2 separate regions of the Homo sapiens genome follow, and region 1 is linked to region 2. Evidence: chromatin contacts called from ENCODE Hi-C or POLR2A ChIA-PET data. All regions are on one chromosome and are shown on one strand. The core of a region is the stretch at or near the end of the contact, and the rest is flanking DNA. Distances in the headings are between cores, read along the strand shown. Region 1 holds the start of LINC01931 (long intergenic non-protein coding RNA 1931). Region 2 overlaps MMADHC-DT (MMADHC divergent transcript).

Region 1 (3,738 bases), core at 1,117-3,616, 130 kb after region 2:
TCATTGGGGGAGTTTAATAAGAATGATATTCTTTGAGGGAAAAAAGAAAAACACTGGCTACTTATGATATCACATTGAGATGGCTATCACGGCACGATTGCAGTGTTGTTTTGTTTAAATGTTACATTGATTTTTGTCTCTTTTCTGTCCTTCCTAAGTCCCCTAAGGGATAGGCAAAAAGGACTGCTGGTAGCCTTTCCCCACTGAAACCTGGAAATTTAATTCAATAAGATCTCACTGGAATCTGAACATTTAAGTCCAAGTAAATATCACCTAAAAGTTATTTTTAAAGGGCTACATGAATTTTTAAATTATGCTAAAAGATTGAGTATCATAATGAAGAAACATGTTTTTAAGGGAGATTTAAAAGGAGGAGAAGTCTAGTCCAACTCTAAACTCCTGCCCTTCTCCATAATCAACACATTTACCAAAAGCCAGAAACATACATAATTTCTACTAATTTTCAGAGAAAAAAAATCTTACTATAGTTATATAATTTATTATCTAAATTTGGATATTTAAAAAAACATAAGTGGGAACTTTTTAAACATCTATTAAAACAACATGCATAACCTAGAACTGTCCTAAGCAAACTAGGTAAGTAGAAGTATAGCCGCCCTACTTACCTTCATCCTGTAGATACACACAGTTGGTTCTGGAACCATTGCTGCAAATCCTTCTCCAGCTTGGTGGAGAAGTCACTATGGAGCTGGCACATTGCTGCTGAGTCATCCCCTCCTTCACCTCATAACTCATCATCTAATTGTGTTTCTATGTTTTCAGAAAGTTGAGGCTCAGGAAAAGTAAGCAACTTTCTCTCCACCTCTCAGCAACCTATGCACTATACTTCCCTTATCTTTTATAAGTATCCATCCTGTAGTTTCTAGATCCTCAGTGAATTATGACATCACTAACACTCCCAGGGATGTAGTTTGAAGAGTATAATTTTTTTCCCCTAGCACTCAGTACTTATACTAATTTCTAGATCTCGAGACCTGATTGATTGTCTTGAGCACTTTCATATTCAGAGTGATCCTCAACAGTGAAGTTTTAATATTTCTTTCTTGATAATAGGAGATAAACTAAATATGTGTTTCAGTATACTCATGGAGATAAAGTCTTTTAACAAGCCCAAGTTCAGGAACTGTGGTTATCAACATTGTTTCTAGATGATGGCTTCTTTTGCTCCTTCTTGAATGGAGTTTTAATGTTGTTAGTGTTTAGAGAGAAAGGTCTAACGTTTAGGACTCTTGGCCCTGCCAAACTTCCTTCCCTTAAGAGCAATGCCAGGAATAAACTCTTAAGAACAGAGGGGCAAACTAACAGTAAAGGCACAAGGGGCAATGCTTAAGCTGAGTCTTAAGGGACTAATTTTCCTCATCTTTAGAATCCTGCATAGACAGAGGTTCCACAGCATTTAGGAGAATATTGAAAACTGGGAGCTTCTGCAAGATGAGTGAGGAATTTGTGGGGACTGGCACTGAAGGAGCCCAAGTAACATGCTAAGAAGCTAGACTTTATTCTGTGTCCACTAGGGAATAACTGAGGAATGTTAAGCAAGAGAGAGATGTATATATAGTATGCAACTTTTAAAAAGAAGTCAGGAGACTGTGAAGAGCTGGATTGTAGGGTGTAACATGATGCCAGAAGTGTAGCTAGGAGACTCTTGGAAAAGCTTGGATAAGAGGACAGATCTGAGCTAAACATCTGACTGAGAAGATTAATAGAAATGCATGAATCAGCAAGAGATTCAGGTACTAAACTTATAGGTCTAGGTTTCTGCAAAAAAAAAAAAAAAAAAAAAAAAATGTAGTGAAACTATATAGAACCACTTAAGGAAGCACTGTATTACCAAAAATAGAAAAGAAGAAGATGACTAGCAGATTTCTGGCTATGGAAACAGGGCAATTGTTGGCATTTTAAACTGAGGTAAGGATTACTGAAAAAAGAGGGACTATTGGTAAGAAATGAGTAAAAATGATAAGTGAAATCTGAATGTATTAATTTCATTTGTTCATATGACACTGGACACAGATGTCCAGAAACTTATTCGTAAGTGTCATCAAGTCCAATGCTCTTCTTTAAATGCATGATAATACTAAGATTAAGAGGAAGGAAGTAAATTTAGAAAGATCACCCAAAGTCTTACAGAGCTGGAATTGAAACAGGAAGCTTCCGAGAGTCAATCCAGAATCTTTTTCTCTGAGTCAAAGCTTACCATGTCTTGCTGTTGTTTATTTAGTTAGTTAAAAGAAAAGTTGGTTGACCTAATAACAGGATTTTAATTCCAGGAAGGATTTTGCTTGAGTGTTGCCTTTTTGCCTAAGTTATTGCTATGTATGCTAGCTGTGTTTCAGCATTAATTGCATTTAGAAATGGTATAAATCCTGCTTTTGGAGCAAAATTCTATAAGAAGATGACACATCTCTGTGATGTCACAGTATCCTGAGAGGGTTTCTAAAGGCTATTGCTGAAAGAGTCATAATGTTCAGTTTGGGTGTCCCCATTTCCTCTTTTGTTTTATTCTGTTCAGCTGTTTTGGAATCAAGCAGAGGAAGTAACCCAAAGTGCATCTGGTTTAGAAGGATTCTCGAACTTCCCTCTCCAACATCTGCCTTGCTATGGGATCATTAAACAGAAGGCGACCTCACAAATAGCCGTTTGTCAAACAAGCAGCCTGTTTTTCTCGTGAGAAATGCCCTTTTGCCTAATATGGGTGTTGAAACTGTCGCTCATCAAAAGTAAAGTGTTTGCCCCTCATGGGTGAGCACTAGTAATGGGAATGTGACTAGTTCTGCAAAGTGAAGGCAGATGTTTGCAGAGAGGAGTCAACATTGAGAAAGTTTTTTAGAATCACATAAAAATATTATTAATAAAATATAACCTTTCTTAAGAAATAAAAAGCCCACAGCGGATCTTTCAGGCTTCAGTGAGGGCTGTTTATTTCAAAGGGTATTTTTCACAGTTGTTTCCATCCCAGTGATTCTAAAATGATACTTATTTAAAGTTATGGTGACTCAACGACATTTCTTTGGTTGTTTTGTTGTTTGAAGATTATTAGAAAATGGCAACATCTTAGCGTATTAGGTTCAATTTTAGTCAGTGGTATATTTTCATAATCCCATTTTTATAAGTATCAAAACATGTTGTAGATATTTAGATTGATATCAGACAGTGGCTTTGTTCAAGTTGGATGAGCCAAACAGGACTTGCACATTTTAAGGTGTCGGTTTTGATTTTTACCTTGTAAGTCTCTTTGTCTTTGGCTTCTGCCCATGAATTTCTGCTTAGCCAGAAAACATTGTGTGTTTGGTATTTTGTTGTTGTTTGGTTTTACTTTGTGTTATTGGCTATAGTTAAGGCAAACCTAGATGTTCATATTTATTCAATGTATAACCTTGTTTTGGGGTAAATTCTTTGGCTGAATCACTCCACACCAAATGCACAAACCTGTATATATCCACCCTGAAGCATGTCTCTACTTTAGGGTGATACAATCTTGACCTGTAACAAGTCTTTCTTTCCACTCGTGACATCAAGGTTATGAGTCCTACAATCACTTTAGTTGATGGAGTTCTCCACAATGTGTTGCAGGGCCTGGTGGTTAGGACTATGTTCCTATATTAGCCTCTCTGCGTGGCATGCTTACTAAAATGTGCACCAGTGGCTCTGACCTCTTTGATCACATGACGAAAGGGAAGGGGAGAGAGAGGGAAGGCTCTGTGATTATCTGATTCC
Region 2 (3,751 bases), core at 392-2,891:
AGTTTTAACTCAAATCAGTCTCCCTGAAGGCTTGGAGATGAGAGTTTTTATGGACAATTTGGTGGGCAGGGTGCCAGAGAAGGGGTGCTGCTGATTGGGTGGGGAATGAAGTCATAAGGGTGTGGAAAACGTTTCTCATACACTGAGTCTGCCTCTGGGTGGGGGCCCAGGACCAGTTGGGTCATGAGTCATGAGTCTGGGTAGGGTCAGTTTGAAAAAAATCTCATAAAAAGTTAATCTTAGTTTCTACAATAGTGATGTTTTCTATAGGAGCAATTGGGGAAGCCACAGATCTTGTGACCTCTGGCCATATGACCACTGAGCAGTAAAGGGTTACAGAAACTTTGCCTACATTTTAGCAGAACTCAGGCTCTTCCCAAAATCCTCATCTTGTGGCCTTTCATTAGTCTTACCAAGTCAGTTTCAAAGTCAATTTCAGCCCTCCAACAGTGGCGGGGGTTGGAATGGGGAATAGAGTTAGTTTTAAGGAGGGACTACTATCATCCTTGCTTCAAAGTTAAAGTATAAGCTAAATTCCTCCCTTGGTTAGCTTGGTCTATGCCCAGGAATGAGCAAAGGCAGCTCAGAGGTCAGAAGCAAGATGGAGTCCACTGTGTCAGATTTACTCTCACTGTCATAATTTTGTAAAGGCAGTATCATGTGGAGCTGCTGAGCATCTCAGTGGGGCAGCTGTGCCCTCCTGGGCCCTGTGCCAGGACTCCCCACCACTTCATATTTTAGTCTTTTTCATGGGAATGTATGGGATAGTACATGTGAGAATCTTATGGGGTTATTCTGAGGGTTACCCTATATGCAAATATACAAATATACTAATCTTGTAAAGTGGTTGTAAGAATTCCATGACTTATTTCATGTAAAGCTGAAAGCTGTTAGTATAGCATCTGCCAAATAGAAATGCTCAACATTTGAGGGTAAATTTTTTTAAATATGATCACTATGAAAGTAATCAAACTGGATTGAATTCTTTTAAATCAAATAATATTTTAGTCAAAACATAGGAAAAGTAATCAAAATAAGGGCATTTAAGAATGGCTATACAGAGTAGCCTAAGGGGCCTTATATTTGAAATGTATTCTAATGTTTTAAAACCTATAAACCATTGCATAACTATTTCTTATTACCTGTGCTGTAAATATGAAAACTTGCAAAATCAGTGTAGGAAGATGATTTAAGGAAGCAGTCGTTGATCAATATACACTGAATTTTAAACCCATTAAGCACAGTAGATTTAATGAGGAGGAAAATAGAGCTTCCCATTTAATAGAAAAGTGTGGAAAAGTGGAAGTTTTTCAGAGACAACCATTAAAATAATAATGATTTATTCTTAGCCACAACACTAAATGTATTATCATATCATGCTGTCTGTATTTCAGTTAATTAAAGCTTTATGGATTATGGTTTCTTGTTTATTTCTAGATGTCAAATGTTAAATCTGTATCACTATTTAGAGAAAAATGCAACTTTTTGATATTCAAGCTAGTTCATATATATGTAAAATTCTGACATCACTCCTATAGATTTATTTAAAAATGTCAGTAATACAGGAAATGAGAAATGAAGACAGAAAAAGGAGAGAAGCAAAGACAAATAAAGGGAATGGGCCTGGGGAAATTTTCTCATTTTAAATGCTCTACATTTCCTGCCCCGGGGGAATGTGCTTTTATCTCTGCAGTTCTATGTTTTCTGTAATTTGACTTATCATTTTTTCAGTAGATTATAAAGCATTGTTTCCTTTGTCTACAGTGTTGAGGCTGTTGCCCTTACCCCCACCCTAGGAATTCTGCCCATAAATCACTGCTTACAGTCACTTTCTCAGACTGAGTCTAACTTCCCTTCTATCTATATTTGCCTGACCTTTCTATCAGAGGATGGAAACTTTTCAGTAACAATTTCTTGTGCTCTACAAAGAACCAAGTTGAGATAAAATTTTAACTTCTCAGGGCACAACTTAAAAAAGGGTTCTTTTATCTCTCTAAGTAATTTAAATGCAGCTAGTCAACATATGTGTGCTTGGCAATGGCAGGACTAGTTGGGCTATGTGCTGAGGGATGTCGGAAAGTGATGTTAACATGGAGACCCTTGGTAGTAAAAGTCCATGAAGTCAAACCACTATCCTTTGTCTTTGTGCCTGCTCCTAGAATTCCTGTCTTAACTCTACTTCCCATTATTTTTCCTCATGTTTACTTTAAATTCCAGTCAACACAGCAGACTGCAATTCTTTTTTTTATGCCCTGGTTCATGGCGTTGACTGTTAAAATGAAAACCTAGCATCCTGCTCCTGGAGGCTCCACACAATGCACTTTTCCACCTTTCCAATTTCCTGTGTCTCTCACAATGGGCTTCTTAAGCTTAAACGTATATCCTGTTAGCTTTGAATTTGAAGGGTGCACCTTCAGTTTTGGGCATAGCTAAGGACCAGTGTCTTTGTGAGAGGAGAGATACTTGACAGGGCCAGGAACAGTAGAGCAGAGGACTACATTAGAAAGTAACTAAATCAGTTACACAGTTTTATTTCTGCCTCCCACTAACTCTGTTTTCCTTTTTTTTTTTTTTTTTCTTTTTTTCTTCCTGAGGCAGCTCCTGCCTCTGAGTGAACACTTAGTCAGTCCCTTGACTTTTCTGGTCACTCTTAGTAGCAAAATGTCTTATGAACAAGACATAAAACACAGCCTGGGATAAGTATATATAATGTCCAGTCATATATAATTAATACTCTCAACGACTGTAAGTTGAGGCATCTTGTCTTTCTCTCCAGTTTGGTTCTGTTTCAAGTGGAAAGTCTATGGTTGGGGAAGGGTGGTATGTTTAGCTACCTTTTGAAAATGAGTAGTTCTAGTCTTTCCACTGCCCCATATTCCCACAGAGTTTGAAATTGGGTAAAGGTGAGAAATAATAGAGAATAATGCTTTTACTAGTACATACTTACTTCTGTGAAGGGCGCCAGTGTATTCTGGACTTGGCAGATGTCTAGACTCTGATTCCCATAGTTCCTTTCTAAAGTCTCTTTGGAAATCCCCTCCCTATTTCCTCAGGCATTTGGCTGCGGCTCCAAAATGTTTCTGTTATACTCTTAACCCTACATTCTTTCATAGTTTTCTTCCTTTTATTTACACATTATATAAACGGAATTAGAAAAAAAAATGTTCAACATAAATGATAGGAAAATAACTCAGCTCTTGGGCACAATACAGAAAGTGTCTCAGTACATTTAATTGTCTTGAATTCTTGTTACTGTACCTCTAGGGTCTATGTCCTGCTGCTCACTACCCAGCATGCCAATCATGGAGTCAATGAGTATCACCAGGGAAGAAGGCTTTAATTGGGTGCTGTAGCCAAGGAGAATGAGAGGTCAGTCTCAAATCTGTCTCCCTGAGTGACCAAAACTGGGGTGTTTATATACTGGGGAAAGCAGGAAAACAGGAATTAGGAAGGAGTCAGAAAGCAATCATGATAAATGAGGGGTCTGGCATCTCTTTGGATGTGGTGATCTAGTGAGTTTCAGTCCCTTGCCTGAGCGTTGGTTTCCTGAGGAAGAAACTCAGTTAAGACAAATATAAGTGTCAAGTTTTAATATGGAGGGTCAATTTTTATGTTTATTAAAAACCTGGAAATATTATTTCTATGGGACAATTGGCTGGTTTCATTCTCATAAAAACAGTGTCATTGCCCTAAAGCCTGGACTCAAGTATATGAAGAGTAAACACTGGATCAAAAGTGACCATTAAGATGC

Evidence for each region. A loop is a pair of places that touch in the nucleus more often than their neighbours do. ChIA-PET counts read pairs that join two places held with the same protein, here RNA polymerase II (POLR2A). Pooled maps may share reads with other maps.
Region 1: a loop to region 2 is called in a map of endothelial cell of umbilical vein, with 3 times the contacts of the local background. The contact joins the promoter of LINC01931 here to the enhancer-like site in region 2. A Hi-C loop is called at or near these places in 2 of 168 maps with a recorded cell type or tissue (IMR-90 and endothelial cell of umbilical vein) and 2 of 50 pooled maps. POLR2A ChIA-PET finds 5 or more read pairs at or near these places in 1 of 52 experiments (AG04449).

What each region holds. Positions count from the first base shown.
Region 1 is chr2:149,856,825-149,860,562 of GRCh38, forward strand. LINC01931 (long intergenic non-protein coding RNA 1931) reads right to left here and starts at 2,367. Exons shown (of 5, transcript NR_145421.1): 1 at 2,219-2,367; 2 at 627-1,779.
Region 2 is chr2:149,732,395-149,736,145 of GRCh38, forward strand. All of the region lies in intron 1 of MMADHC-DT (MMADHC divergent transcript), which reads left to right. Among named protein-coding and RNA genes, the nearest start is that of LINC01931, 120 kb to the right of the region's middle. Within about 2 kb of position 1,642, at least 2 of the 41 ENCODE cell types and tissues checked have a DNase peak (open chromatin) inside an H3K27ac peak, as active enhancers do; they include endothelial cell of umbilical vein, where a contact is called at or near this core.